2 separate regions of the Homo sapiens genome follow, and region 2 is linked to region 1. A link is an interaction called in ENCODE POLR2A ChIA-PET data of the cell type or tissue named here. Cell type or tissue: IMR-90. All regions are shown on one strand.

Evidence for each region. ChIA-PET counts read pairs that join two places held together with the same protein. Peaks named below come from ENCODE experiments on the same cell type or tissue, not always from the same donor. Only the 100,000 strongest peaks of a DNase experiment are listed, where the experiment ranks them.
Region 2: POLR2A ChIA-PET joins it to region 1 with 10 read pairs; 2 of 35 experiments call an interaction of 5 or more read pairs at or near these places.

What each region holds. Positions count from the first base shown.
Region 1 is chr3:179,024,458-179,032,457 of GRCh38, forward strand. ZMAT3 (zinc finger matrin-type 3) reads right to left here. Exons shown (of 6, transcript NM_022470.4): 3 at 6,423-6,542; 4 at 3,189-3,355; 5 at 2,966-3,066; 6 at 1-771. The coding sequence ends at 560. Among named protein-coding and RNA genes, the nearest start is that of ZMAT3, 43 kb to the right of the region's middle. In IMR-90, a CTCF peak has its summit at 3,317; DNase peaks (open chromatin) are centred at 2,344 and 3,234; H3K27ac peaks cover 952 bases.
Region 2 is chr3:177,095,491-177,103,490 of GRCh38, forward strand. It overlaps TBL1XR1 (TBL1X/Y related 1), which reads right to left. Exons shown (of 16, transcript NM_024665.7): 2 at 2,976-3,051. Among named protein-coding and RNA genes, the nearest start is that of TBL1XR1-AS1, 62 kb to the left of the region's middle. In IMR-90, no CTCF peak of the experiment used is centred here; no DNase peak of the experiment used is centred here.

The DNA of each region.
Region 1 (8,000 bases):
TACAATTGCAAAAGAAAATGGCAGAAAAAAATGTCCCGGGAAAGACCTTAACAGTTTCTAATAATGTATTCTACTGACAATGCATTGAGGTGGCGGTTCTGGTTAAGCCCTGGGAAACTGAAATCTCTGCCAACCTATTTTTACTGTGATCTAAAAAGAATTCAGTACAATTCTTTAACAGTACATAAAACTAAAATTGCAAAAGAAAATGAAACTTTTAAATAGTCAAAGTTCTAAGCCGTCAGGCTACTAGTTGACCAGAACTTGAGCAAGATAAAAAGTTATTTCTGATGGGGTAGGTAGGTCACATGCTATGAGCGGCTCAACACCATTGACCCTGCAAAAGCGTTATGACCTAAGAAGCACGTTCTTCACACCCACCTCCCCCCGCCCCGCCCCCGGGCCCCCAGGTTTTGACATCTCATGGTACCACTGTGGGTTACATGTATTAACATTAAGCAGAGGAATGTACTCATATCAAAAAGACCACAAAGCAGGGCAAGTTGACAAAAGGCAAACAACAGGCAGGAAAAGCTGCTCTATCTTAATATGATAATCACTATACATATCCCAGATTCTCCATCTCATTCCTGTACCGCTGTTCAGACACCTTGCTCTTATGTTGCTTGCTCTCTAAATGCTGCCGGAATTCCATCTCTTCGCCAGCTCCAACATTACACATTGAGCAGTAAAACTGGCCACTTGGAGTAACACACATGGCCAGATCACGTGGAATTCTCTGCCGAGAGCGGGGATTGAAGTAAGGACCTGCTAAAGCAAGAGATAAAAATAATATATTCAAAATATTCATTAAGTGAATGACAACCTGACCAATTATCACTGTAATTTGTAATTCTAAGTTCAAATTATAAAATTCACAGATTCTTAGCTTTAAGTGAATGTGAAGTTAATGGATTTTTAAAATTACAATTTTACACAGGTTCGATCTAAAAAGATAAAATGATTCCTCCAACCATTGTCAGAAAAATTGCTGTAGAGCCAAACCCAAATTCCAAATGGCTGTGTCTCTAAAAAAGTGAATACGCTTTTAAAAATACTTTAATTTCCAAGCATTATATCAGAAGTCTTATGCTTATGCTAACCCTTTAATCCAAAAATTCTACTTGTAAGAATTATCCTAAGAAAATACTAAGAATTTTCACACTGAGATTTAATAGCAATATGTTTATCTCAGCAGTGATTATAAAAGCAAAAATTTAGGGGGAAGAAGAGATTCAAAAATAGGATTAAAGAAAGTATGGTAATGAATGCAATGGAAAACTATGCCATTGCTAAATATAATAATGCTATAGAAAACTCTTACGCTATTAAGTAAACTATGAATATCCCAAACTAGGATCCCATTTCTATTTTAAAGAAGTCATACATATGAAGAGACTAGAATGAAATCTGCAAAAGTGTTGGTGACATTACTGATCATTTCATTTTCTTCTTTTTACATTACTGACCTCATAAGCTGGACGCTTAGTTCGTTAACTTTATGCTTTTCACTTCCACTATAATAATATATAGGTAATACTTTTCTCAAAATACTGCTTTCACTGCATCCTACAAGTGTTAATATATTTTCATTACTGTTTCACTGTAGGAATTTTTAATTTCCAGTATAATTGTTTCTTTGAACCATGAGTTATTTAGAAGTGTTTTTAAATTGGAAAACAAATGGAAATTTTGTTTGCTTTTCTATTTTTGTTGTTGACATCTCATTTCATTGTACTCTGGTCAGAGAACATAATCTATCCTAAAATTTATTTTTCTGATATTAATACAGCTATCCCAGCTTCTTTCATTTCAGATGGATTTCTTTCATCCAATTTAACATTTTTTGGACTTTGGTAATTTTACATTTATTACAATTATTAATATATGTTTAGACTTTTCTTAATCATAATGAATTGTGCTTTTTTTTTTTTTTTTTTTTTTTTTGAGACAGAGTCTTGCTCTGTCACCCAGACTGGAATGCAGTGGTGTAATCTCAGCTCACTGTAGCCTCCACCTCCCAGGTTCAAGCGATTCTCCTGCCTCAGCCTCCCAAGTAGCTGGGATTACAGGCGTATGCCACCATGCCCAGCTAATTTTGTATTTTCAGTAGACACGGGGTTTCACCGTGTTGGCCAGGCTGGTCTCGAACTCCTGACCTCAGGTGATCCACCTACCTCAGCCTCCCAAAGTGCTGGGATTACACGCACGAGCCACAGGAGCCTGGCCTGAATTGTGCTTTCTATATGTCCTTTTTTTAGTAGGCTTCTCTGGCTTTTCAGTTAGCTCTGTTTTCTATTTGTTTCACTGTTCAAGTAAATGACCTCTGCTGGCATGTGCATGAATCAGAGGCTGAAGTAGAGGGGAGGGTGAGGGACTACTCAGCCCACTCTCCCTACTGAAGACAATCAGAAAATGCAGAATTTATTCCTATAAATCAGTGTTTGTGAACTAAATGTGTATATCAGAAGCATCAAGCAAGCATTTTCAAAACACACATATGTCTGGGTCCTACTCCAAATTTATTCATTGAAAATCTCTAAGTCATGGTTCAGGCATTTTGTAAAAGCTCCTTGGGTAATTCTGTTTCACTAGCCTGGTTAAAAAACACTGCTTTAGAATCTTTTCTTTAACATGGTACAACTTTAAACCAAGTAGCCCATTTTTATCATGTCTTTTACATTTCTCAGCTGGAAATATAAACAAACATAAGGGGACAAAGATAAGAGATCCTAAAACACAGACTATAGTGTAAAACCAAAATAAATAATATATTATTTACAACAATAAAGTAAATAAATGAGACCTGAAATACACACCAGCCTGAAAGGCCGCCACTAGACTAATTCAATAAAACACTGACTAACTCCAAATTCTCAGGGCTATCTATTATCATTAAAAGAAATAAAAACAAAGGAGACTAGGTACAGAATGTACCCAAGGTATGTGGAAACAGACAAGATACCTGAATTATTCTGTACTGTATACATATTTCTCCTGTTAGGCATCATCTTAAACTCATTCCCTTCTTTCCTGGCCCGCCGTTGACCCAGCTCTGAGGATTCCCTGGAGAAAAGAAGTTTAAAAAAGAGTGAGTCTTCTAAACAAGAATCCCTTTCTACTCTTTTTCTTTAAAGACAGTCAATCTCACATAACACTTTGGCCTCAGAGAAAATGGCAATACCTACGAGAATGAGTTACTCTGAGCTTCCGCCAGCCGCAGCCTCTTGGCATGATTCTTCCCTTGATAGTGAGCCTGAGCCACAGCTGGGGAACTGAAGGAGGCATCACAGAGCTTACAGTAATCATTCTCCGTGGCCAGGATCACTCGGCCTCCTGGCTTAAAGGAGCCCATCTGACATCAAAGACACAAGAAGAAACAAAGTTAAAAAAAATACAGAGTTTCCTCCTTCTCCTCAAAGGTCTTTCTAAGAGCTGAAAAACAACCAAAGGATATGGCATGACCACAAGCATTAAGCTTCATCAAGAAAATAATTCAATCCAGGAAAACAAAAAGGCTGGGAGATACTTAATCATGGTTTTGCATTATAATCACTTAGGTACCAAATTAGTGAATGGCTAGTTGCTGTCGCCACTGAAGACATTTTTTAAGAGTTTAAAAACCTTAGATTTAGGACAGTAAGTCATGGGTAAAATAGGTAAGGCCTAAAATCACATTACGGGAAACAGTAAAGTCTGCAGAATCCATCGATAAGCATTTAGTGACTGTTAACTCTTTATCAGGGTTGCTGTCTAGTCCAGGAGGGATACATAGTCATATATTTTTTTAAAAAGAGCCCCTGTCCACAAAGAGTCTACAAACTAGCTACAGATATAATCCGGAAAAAAATTAAAAATAAGTAGCAAATCCAGACAACTGTAGTCAGGTTGTGGAATAACATGTTAAAGAGAGCCTAACAGATTGCCCAGAAGATAGTAGGCATTCAGTAAGTATTAGGTTAACAAAAAAAATGACACACTAGGTTTTGGCCAGAAGAGAATAATATAGTACATGATAAAGATTCTGGAAACCACATATATCAGCAACAGTTGCAGAAAACAGCATCATTTCACTTGGAAGGGAAGTTTTTTCTGGGGTATGCTCTGAAGAAAGGCTTAGGCTGCCTGCCCGGGAGGGTGGAGCCCACTGAAAACAGCCCCCACTGGGGGTAGCTATTCAATTCTAGAGCAGCCTTCAGAAACCAGTGACAGGAAAACTATGCAGCTTGAAGATCTCTCTGGGTATCTTCTTGTTCTCTGATTTGGTTTTTTATATATCTCATTTTCCCCACAAATCCATGAGAAGGAAGAACAGCCAGAATTGCTACCCACACTTTTAAATACTAAAAACTAACACTCAGAAAAGTAAAATGATACAAACTGGTTAAAAGCAAAGGTCTAAGATCAAAAGAAATTCTTGGGCTGGACACGGTGGCTCATGCCTGTAGTCCCAGCACTTTGGGAGGCCGAGGCAGGTGGATCACCTGAGGTCAGGAGTTCAAGACCAGCCTGGCCAACATGACAAAACCCTGTCTCTACTAAAATAACAAAAATTAGCTGGGCATGGTGGCAGGCACCTGTAATCCCAGCTACTCAGGAGGCTGAGGCAAGAGAATTGCTTGAAACCCAGGAGGCGGAGGTTGCAGTGAGCCCAGCACACCATTGCACTCCAGCCTGGGCAACAAGAGCAAAACTCCATCTCAAAAAAAAAAAAAAAGAAAGAAATTCTTGCTCCACCACTTTACAAAACCTGTAACACCATGGAAAGTTACTTAGCTCATCTAAGCTTCTAATAAACTTCAGTGAGGCTGAAACTGCTGACCTATGGACACCAATTTGAGTAATATGGCCAATACCTCTAAGTCGCTGCAAGCATTAAATGACGTCAGGGCCTGGGACTAAAATGAAGCAAGTGAGACACTTGCCTTGGGCTCAGAATTTAATGGAGCATCAAAAAAAACTCAGCAATCAAGATTAATAATACTTTCATGGAATTTTTTTAATTACATTTTCTTTTTATTTTTTTGAGATAGTCTCGCTCTGTCACCCAGACTGGAATGCAGTGGCACAATCTTGGCTCACTGCAACCTCCACCTCCCGGGTTCAAGTGATTCTTGTGCCTCACCCTCCCAAGTACCTGAGACTACAGGCACACACCACCACACCCAGCTTAAAAAATTAAATTTAATGCAAAAAATTAAGGATGAATAAAATACCAAAATTTTACATTCAGAATCAGTAACAACACTGCCACACCAAGTCATATTGCAGCCTGGGGCAAAAGGAAAATCAGTAATACTTATTTTAAGTTTTTAATGTTTTGTTCACCACTATTTTAAATCAATTTTACATTTCTAAAATATTGTATTAAATATCTATCTTTATTACTGAGTTTTTTGGCTCCTTCTTAAATTTTATGCCCAAGTTTAGTGCATCCATCACCTCACCATAGTCCCAGCCCTGACTGAAACAACGTATGAAACATGCTCAGCACAGTGCCTGGCACGATATGTACTCTATTATAACTATTATTATTTATGACCACTGTATTGTTTTTATGGACATATAACACTTCAAAGACAGATTAAGAGTAGACTCCATGTTTCAGAGGCTACTAAGGTACAGGAATATCTTGCCTAAAGCACCTGTTCTATCTTCCAAAGAGCAGAAGAACTTGGTTTTCAAGTCTGTTTCATGATAGCAAGGTTCAAAACATGTTTACACAGGCTCTCTGAATAGAGGTAAGTAATAAGCAATCTCAAACACCTAATTTTGCAACTGGAAGGCAAAATCTGAAATAAATGGGATGAACTGCAATAAAGGAACACATGTTTGAAAATCTCTCTTTTCATTTTGGGGTTAGCCTAGACATTCAGGATCATTTAGCCCAGAATTTCTTTTTTTTTTTTTTTTTTGAGATGGAGTCTCGCACTGTTGCCCAGGCTGGAGTGCAGTGGTGCAATCTCAGCTCACTGCAAGCTCCGCCTCCCGGGTTCGCACCTTTCTCCTGCCTCAGCCTCCCGAGCAGCTGGGACTACAGGTGCCCGCCACCACGCCTGGCTAATTTTCTGTATTTTTAATTGGGACAGGGTTTCACCGTGTTAGCCATGATGGTCTCGATCTCTTGACCTCGTGATTCGCCCGTCTCGGCCTCCCAAAGTGCTGGGATTACAGGCATGAGTGACCGCACCTGGCCTATTTAGCCCAGAATTTTAAGAAATGTATAAAGACTCACGTAACAATAGCCTGCATTAAATCCAGCACTGTAGTTCAAGGAGTTAAAAGTACCAAGCAGCATCTTTCAGGATTATTTTCCCAACTGTACCCTAATGGACACATGGACGACAAATGTCATCTATAACCATTTGTGCATATTACAGCTTCCACCCTAATGCTGCTTCACCCTGACACACATGTCTCACCTGCGGAGGGACTGGAACAACTGGAGTAGCTGCAGGCTCGACCACATTGCTCATTCTAGCAGGAGGAGGACAGCTATTTGCTGCATAGTAATTTCGGAGTTTCTTACCATGATTTTTACCCTAGAAATAAAAATAAAATGAGTACAGCAGTCCACCCTTATCTGCAGTTTCAGCAATTTCAGTTAGCTATGGTCAACTGTGGTCCAAAAATATTAAGATATTTTGAGAGAGAGACCACATTCACATAATTTCCATGACAGTATATTTTTATAATTGTTCTTTTTTCTAATTAATTATTGTTGTTATTCTCTTACTAGCCCAATTTATAAATTAAACTTTCTCCTGGGTTATGTATGTACAGGAAAAAAAAAAAACGCATATAGAAGAGTTCAGAAATATCACGGTTTTAGGCTTCTACTAGAGGTCTTGATATCTCCTATGGATAAAAAAAAATGAAAACTGTAATCACCATGAGAAAGTGTGTCAAACTGAGTTAATCAATGTATTTACTTAATCACTTAAAAAAAAAAAGAAAAAAACACAATACTAACTACATTTTATTCCTTCACACATACACAACCCTGGGGGTAAACAGACTACTATAGTGCTAGATTTGATTGCTAGATCTTGAAGTAAAAGAGCCTACTCTTTGGCTCTAACAGAACAATTAAATTTTTCTGGGAAAGACAAGAGAACACAGCCAAAGGAAATTAATTTCCTGTATGTTTCTTAAAAAGTATCACATTGGCTGGGTGCGGTGGCTCATGCCTGTATCTCAGCACTTTGGGAGGCCAAGGAGGGTGGATGACCTGAGGTCAGGAGTTCGAGACCAGCCTGACCAACATGGTGAAACCCCATCTCTACTAAAAATACAAAAATTAGCTGAGCATGGTGGCACATGCCTGTAATCCCAGCTACTCGGGAGGCTGAGGCAGGAGAACCACTTTAACCTGGGAGGCGGAGGTTGCAGTGAGCGGAAATCACACCACTGCACTCCAGCCTGGGTGACAAAGTTAGATTCTGTCTCAAATAAAAAAAAAAAAAACTCTCCCTCTCCCTCCCCCTCCCCCTCCCCCTCCCCCTCCTCCTCCCCCTCCCCCTCCTCCTCCCCCTCCTCCTCCCCCTCCCCCTCCTCCTCCCCCTCCCCCTCCACACAGCCTCCCTCTGATGCTGATCCGAGGCTGGACTGCTTGCCGCCATCTCGGCTCACTGCAACCTCCCTGCCTGATTCTCCTGCCTCAGCCTGCCGAGTGCCTGCGATTGCAGGTGTGCGCCGCCACGCCTGACTGGTTTTCGTATTTTCTGGTGGAGACGGGGTTTCGCCGTGTTGGCCGGGCTGGTCTCCAGCTCCTGACCGCGAGTGATCTGCCAGCCTCGGCCTCCCGAGGTGCCGGGATTGCAGACAGAGTCTCGCTCACTCAGTGCTCAATGTTGCCCAGGCTGGACTGCAGTGGCGTGATCTCGGCTTGCTACAACCTCCACCTCCCAGCCGCCTGCCTTGGTCTCCCAAAGTGCCAACAGTGCAGCCTCTGCCCGGCCGCCACCCCGTCTAGGAAGTGAGGAGCGTCTCTGCCTGGC
Region 2 (8,000 bases), 1.9 Mb before region 1:
TTAGATTTTTTTTTTTTTTGAGATGGTGTCTCACTTGTCACCCAGACTGGAGTGCAGTGGCTTACTGCAACCTCTGCCTCCCAGGTTCAAGGGATTCTCTTGCCTCAGCCTCCCAAGTAGCTGAGATTACAGGTGTGCGCCACCACGCCTGGCTAATTTTTGTATTTTTAGTAGAGATGGGGTTTCACCATGTTGGCCAGGCTGGTCTCGAATTCCTGATCTCACAAGTGATCCGCCTGCCTCGGCCTCCCCAAAGTGCTGGGATTATAGGCATGAGGCACTGCACCCTGCCGTAAAGTGCAATTAGATTTAAAATTACTTGTGTCTAGGTAAAAGAAGAGTGAAGGCAAAAAAGGATGTTATGAATCCCTCATATTATTTTAACAAGAACAATGTTCAGTAAGGGGAAGAAAAATGTTTGAGGAGATGGATATCCCACTTATCCTAACTTGATCATTTTATATTTATACAAGTATCAAAATATCACATGTACCCTAAAATAAGTACAACTACTATATACCAACCTTTTAAATTTTAAGAGAAAAAAACACTGTTGAGGGTAGGTAGGGAGGTAGTAGAGGTAACTGTATATAATCCCACTAAGCACTCTGGCATTTTCAGAGAAAATAAATATGACATACTACACAGCACAGGTTCAACCCAGATTATTATTGCATTTCTGAGGGTCATGGGAAAACCATACCATTTTGAACCAATACCTACAAATTTACTAGCACATCTGTGCAAATATATAGAAATGGCTTCAGTGTCCTTAGCTAGACTGTAAGCAAGTTTGCTGTAATCTTGGTCTCCTTCATCTCTAACACACACTAACATACATACATACACACACACACACACACTTAAATTTCTGTGATCATGACATTAAAATGATTTCAGAGATTTTCAACAAAACTGACAAACATGTTTGGGATGATCTAATTTAAAATATAGTCTATGAGCGGTTATAAAAACAGTCTATATGAGTAACACATAAAAATTTTTCACTTAAGGATAGGCATTTGTAAGAGATAGGTAGCTTCATGACACCTGTATCTCAGATACCCAACTGGTTTGACTGCCAAGGGAGACGTGCCACAAATACTAAGGATCCGACAACAAAGAAGAGTAACAGGTTTCAAATGTGAACTTCATTTGAACAAAAACTTCATGTGAACAAAAAGCCAAGAGCAGATACTCCAAATACCAAAGTTGATTTACCATGAATCTGTTTCTTTCATGAGAAACTCTAGTACTCCCTGGGAAACAGCAGATCTAGTGGTTAATGAGTTGCCAGAGCAATCTAAAGACCCCAGCAAGTGCTTTATAAATTAACAAAAACCATGCCATCCTTTGTGCTAGGTAAAGCTTGGCTTGGGGGGTGGGGACATCTTATTTTCTTCAACATCTCCTATCAACCCGAGAGAGAAAAGAGAAAGGAGAGAGGAGGAGAGGAAAGGGAAGAGGGTGAGCAGGATGCAGAGGAGGAGAACAGGAAAAGGAGGAGGTCAACCTTTTTTCCCCAATAGGAATTCAGAAGAGTTTAAACAGAGAAAATCCTCCTATCAACATACTGAAAAAAATCCATCTCTAATAGGAATTATTTCTGGGAATATTTTCACAAATATCTTAACCACTTATTCTGGTTCTTAACTTTTAATAGTTTTTCTTTCAGACTGATACATCATTTCCCACCAAATTCTATAAACCTCAATCAGTTTTTATGCCTCCCTAATTTAGTAAAACTAAAATTGTTGGTAATGAACTACAGAAAATATTTATAAATGTAAGATGTTATTATTTGATTCTTTAAAAAAGTAAAAATTCATTTATCTTCTATTTATTTATCCCCAAAATACACAACAATATTATTTCGGTAAGAAATTTTTTTTAAGAGAGAATCACTCTGACTTCCAGTTAACAATGATAAGCACTTGACATACAGCTAGAATAAACCTTAGAAAGTCCAATTCCATCACCTAAGTTTTATAAGAGTACTGCCAAAAGTCAAAGATTCATAGTATATTCAGGAAATAAAGCAAATGCCAGCTCCCACAGAGTCCACTAGTCTTTCTGCTATATCACATGATTGCCATTTATATTCTACAGTGAAAGGCTTCTTAAAAATCTTTTTAAGTAGATAAGAATGACTCTCCTTAAAATGATTAATTATAACAGGTAGAATCCTAGCCATTTAAATGCACATAACTAAAAAATATTAGGATAAATGCAATACACAAAAACAATCTATTTCAGTGAAATTATGGACAAAAATAGAAGAGCAAAATGCCACTGTTGCATTTTTAACAAGAAAATACTATTCACAAAATTTAGTTCATTTGACAAAACACAAGACCATCACGATATAACAATATTTTTCATCCTGATGACCGTAGCTAAGACGTTTTTAAAACTACAGAACACAGAAATCCTCAGCTGGATGCGGTGGCTCACACCTGTAATCCCAGCACTTTGGGAAGCTCAGGTGGGCGGATCACCTGCGGTCAGGGGTTCGAGACCAGCCTGGCCAACATGGTGAAATCCTGTCTCTTACTAAAAATACAAAAAATTAGCTGGGCGTGGTGGCGCATGCCTGTAATCCCAGCTACCTGGGTGGCTGAGGCAGGACAATCGCTTTAACCTGGGAGGCGGAGGAGGTTGCAGTGAGCGGAGATCACGCCATTGCACTCCAGCCTGGCCAACAAGAACGAAACTCCGTCTCAAAAAAACATAAAAAGAAAAGAAAATAGAAATTTTCAAAAGTAGCAATTTTTCCTTTACAAAATATTCAAAAGTTATTTTTAAATACTTTAAACTACATATATTTAAAAAGAATAAAAAATTTAAAAAAAAAACACTTACTTAGCTTGGGAACACATGTATTTTGTCAAATTGTGAGAAACTTTCAAAATTCTCAAAAGATTCTAAAAACAAGAGAATAAGAAACACTGACATTGGGAGTTGGAGAGTCTTACCATTGGCAGTGCATTGATGTGGGGATGTGCAACTGAATATCCGGTCACCGCCAATCACAAGTTGCTGTTGTTGATGCTGAGGAAAAGGAAAGTAAAGTATTCAATGTGCCCTAAAACAAATTCAGTTTAAAAGATTTTCCATACCAAATGTTACATGTTTGAAATATTCTTTAAGGTCCCCACCAGTGAATTTCTTTCTCCCCCAAGTAATTGTTATCATAAACAACAGCAGCAACTTTTGAGTGCTTAATACTTGGCAAGTCTTTAGAACGTTCATAAGAGGTTGGCACAGTGAACAAAATGAGACTCAAAGAGATTCATCTGCACACAAGTGGTCTCACCACCAGGCAACTCAACTCATGTAAATATTATTGCATTACGGTCCAATTAGTATGTTCATAATCTATAATCATGGGCCACCAAGAATGGCATAAACTTGCATTCTATATTGTTTAATAATAAAGAGAAATATATCATTGGTTTAGAAACAATTTCAATCAAAACTTATTAACTCTGTTCTCTTTAAACTTTATAGGGCTTATCCAGTTTTCTCAATTGCTAAGTCAGGGCACCTTATATTCCACAAACCGTTTGTGTAAATATAAAAGTTAAACTTTGCAGCCAGGCGCGGTGGCTCACGCCTGTAATCCCAGCACTTTGGGAGGCCGAAGCAGGCGGATCACCTGAGGTCAGGAATTCGAGATCAGCCTGGCCAACATGGAGACACCCTGTCTCTACTAAAAATACAAAAATCAGCTGGGCGTGGTGGCGGGCACCTGTAATCCCAGCTACTTGGGAGGCTGAGGCAAGAGAATCCCTTGAACCCAGGAGGCAGAGGTTGCAGTGAGCCGAGACCGCACCACTGCACTCCAGCCTGGGGTACAACAGCGAGACTTTGTCTCAACAACAACAACAACAAAAAAGTTATACTTCACATACCATGTCAGAGGAGACTCTTAGTTGGAACACTGACCAGTACAGTTTCCACCACGGAGTACAGTTTTCTAAAGAGTAAAATCAAGCTGACACCACAGAAAGGAGTTTACTACTATATATGGGAGGTTTAGCTCCTACACCAATTAGGTGAAGTAAGAAGATAACTAAGTAAATGATGATTATGCCACATACACTATCCCACCAATCCCTGGTGCTTCAAAACAGGGCGTGGGCGTGAGCCCCCAAGGTTTGTTGCCTAGAGGCACTTATGAGCTACTCGGTAGGTCCTTTCTAGCACAGACTGAGGAAATGTTCTTTACACATCATGACTAGATACCACTAGGCTCTGTTTACCTCAAGGTCATTTGTTATGAATGTCAATTATTTCAGTATAAAGTTTTTGTCACTTTTTGAGCTAAAGTTATATAGGGCTACTTGTTATCTAAAAATCAATGGAGCATTTTTGTCACAAAACTTTTTGGCATACATGCATTCAATTTATTTATAAATAATTAACATGTACTACTAAATAATGTGTATTTTAAAACACATACAAGAAGTCAGGCACAGAGACTCATGCCTGTAATCCCAGCACTTCGGGAAGCCGAGGCGGGCCGCTTGAGCTCAGGAGTTCGAGACCAGCCTGGGCAGCATGGTGAAATCCCATCACTACCAAATATACAAAAAATCAGCCAGGCATGGTGGCGCATGGCTGTGGTCCTAGCTACTCGGGAGCCTGGGGCACGAGGGTCACTTGAGCCTGGGAGGCAGAGGTTGCAGTGAGCTGAGATGGCCATGCCACTGCATTTCAGTCTGTGTGATAGAGACTCTGTCTCAAACAAACAAGAAAAACTCCCAACATAAGTAAAAGATAGATAAATTATTTATTTACAGTGCTATAATATTTTTGTTCATAACATTCTACATTCTTAATGTCTTAATGATAGTTTTACATCATTAACTAGTATCTAAAGGTACAACTTAATTGTAGAGCAAAGCTCATCAACACCAACAGTGAATAATGTACTTTTTTTTTTTTTGAGACGGAGTCTCACTCTGTCACCCAGGCTGAAGTGCCATGGCACAATCTCAGCTCACTGCAACCTCCACCTCCTGAGTTCAAGTGGTTCTCCTGGTCTCAGCCTCCTGAGTAGCTGGCACTACAGGTACAAGCCACCACGCCTGGCCAATTTTGGTATTTTTAGTAGAGACGGGGTTTCACTATGTTGGCCAGACTGGTCTCGAACTCCTGACCTCAAGTGATCCACACGTCTCCAACTCCCAAAGTGCTGGGATTACAGGGGTGAGCCACTGTGCTGGGCCAAATAATCTACATTTCAAACATCTTTCTTGATAATCCCTAATTTTTTTCAGACATCTATAAAATGATTAGATAATAGCAAGTGAAGAGTTCGTTCTTGTAGTTTAAGTATTGGCTCTGCTATTTTCTTTTTCTTTGGTTTTTTTTTTCTTTGAGACGGAGTCTCGCTGTTGCCCAGGCTGGAGTGCAATGGCGCGACCTCAGCTCACCACAACCTCCACCTCCCAGGCTCAAGTGATTCTCCTGCCTCAGCCTCCCGAGTAACTGGGACTACCGGCACGCGCCACTACACCTGGCTAATTCTGTATTTTTTAGTAGAGACGGGGGTCTCTCCATGTTGGTCAGGCTGGTCCCGAACTCCCAACCTCGGGTGATCTGCCCGCCTCAGCCTCCCAAACTGCTGGGATTACAGGCGTGAGCCACCATGCCCAGCCATGACAATCGCTATTTTTTTTTCAGACATTTGTTAAATGATTAGATCATAGCAAGTGAAGAGTTCACTCTTGTAGTTTAAGTACTGGCTCCGCCATTGGCTTGTTTCTTAACTATTTTGGTTTTAGATGCAATTTTTTTTTTTTGCAAGATTAAGTCATGAGCCTGTTTTGGTGAGGCTTGGTTAAAACTGGGTAATAAAATCTACAAATCTATGTAATTAAACACAAGTGAATACATGCTGTGTTTTAATTGTGTCCCTCAAATTTCATGTGTTGGAGACTTAATCCCCAAATTCATATGTTGATGACATTTGGAGGTGGGGCCTTTGAGAGGAATTAGTATTAAGATAAAGTCATCAGGGTGTAGCCCCCATGATGGGACTGGCCACTTTATAAGAAGAGCAAAAGGGACCTGAGCTGACTCGCTCTTGCCTTCTTGCCATGTGATGCCCTCCAACATGTTATAAAGCAGTAAGAAGGCCCTTCCCACAGGCGGCCCCTCAAGCCTGGACTTTCTAGCCTCTGGAACTATAAGAAATCAATTTATTTTATTCATAAATTACCCAGTCTATGGTATTCTGTTATAACAACAGAAAATGGACTAAGACAAATAAACTTACAATACTAAGCTGAAATAATAGCAATTCCAGGAAACAGAACGAATGAATGAATGTATCACCGGTGCTTTGCGGAACCTCCACTTTTTCCTCCAAATAGCATTATGTACAATATGTTCTACATGACTCTCTTATACTAGAACCAAATGAGGGTACAAATTTGAACCCCTGTATTAACCATTAGAATTTTTTTTTTTACTTTGAAATGAACATAAATAAATGAACATAGAAACTAATAAGATATGGTACACATATAACACACAAACTTACATACATCTACCTTTATAGAATGCTAAATCAGATCATTCTTCCAGTTTCTTTTTCTAACTTTTCGGTCATCAGTGAGTCTCTCATCACCCTCATAGATGTATCTAATCTCAGTTTTCACTAATTACCTTTTCTCTACCTTTGTCTTCATTCATTCATTTAACTTTTCCTATTAATACTACAAGTCGTTAAGGAGAAAGACCACAATAGTGATTTAATAGTTGATGACATGGTTAAAAAGTATTTGATTCTAGGATTTGAAGGGTGAATAAATATGTGAAAAATGGTATACCAACTGCACCTGCAAATTAATCTGGAAAATTTCTAGAAACATACGCAGGACCATATTTTTTTATTTCTTAGATGTTTTCCTAGTCAACTCATTTACCTATGTCCTAGCCATCATGCAATGCATTTATAAAGCACACCACGTAATTAAAATAAACATCTGAATTTTAAAAGATATAGTGATATACTTTACAAAGGAATTACAAAACTTAAGGTGCATTTAAGATAGTCTGACAATGTATATTGAAACTATTGAAACTATTTGTATTAAAGGAATTCAAGTCCAAAACATGTGTGTCCCGTCTATCTGCATTTCTACTTTTACTCAACATTCTCTACTCTCACCACAGCAGATCACTGTGTGCAGTGTTATCTGCACTCTTTGGCTGCCCTGACATTCCTCATTCCTTACCAGAAATGTCCTTCTGACTACGGTTCTGCTCACAAATCTTCCTATCCCTCCTCCAAAGATCAGGCCCAATCAGCTTCCTCCATTAATTATCCACCCCACCATCCAGAGAGAGAAATGAGCCCCAGCTTAACATATCTCCCTTTCCACAACCGCATAGTGCCTTATTCTTCTATCATACCTCTCTGATCAAATTTCTAGAGACCCAGGACTGATTTAATCATCTTGCTGTTCCCTAACAGAACTAAGAATAATGCCTTGAACATACATGATTCTTAAGATATATATGCTGATAAAATGTTAGTGTCTAGATATAGAGAAATAGATATAAACATATTTGAAAATAAAATGCAGTAGACACTGAATTACTGAACAAATAAATCACACTGGGAAGGAAAAACTCACCAGTGGATTGTTACTTTGAAAATGCTTGAGAGAACCTGGTTATATACCAGTAACTTTAACACCACTTCCAGAAGGTGACCAATAAAGGTGGATCTTCCATCATTAACAAGAAACTCAAGAAGTACATGATCAATCACATTATTAGTGTAAAAACTATCACCTCCTTTGTGTACTACATAAACTAAATATATTTACTTCTTGTAATAAAATAAATGGCTGTAAGGTTTGTGTTTTGTCTCCAAACAAAAAGCTTTGCTTCCAAAAATGTATTTCAGAGCATTTTATCTAAAGTAAACGAAGTATTAATTTTAGATAAGGCTTACAGCATAGAAAGACACTGTTGACTTA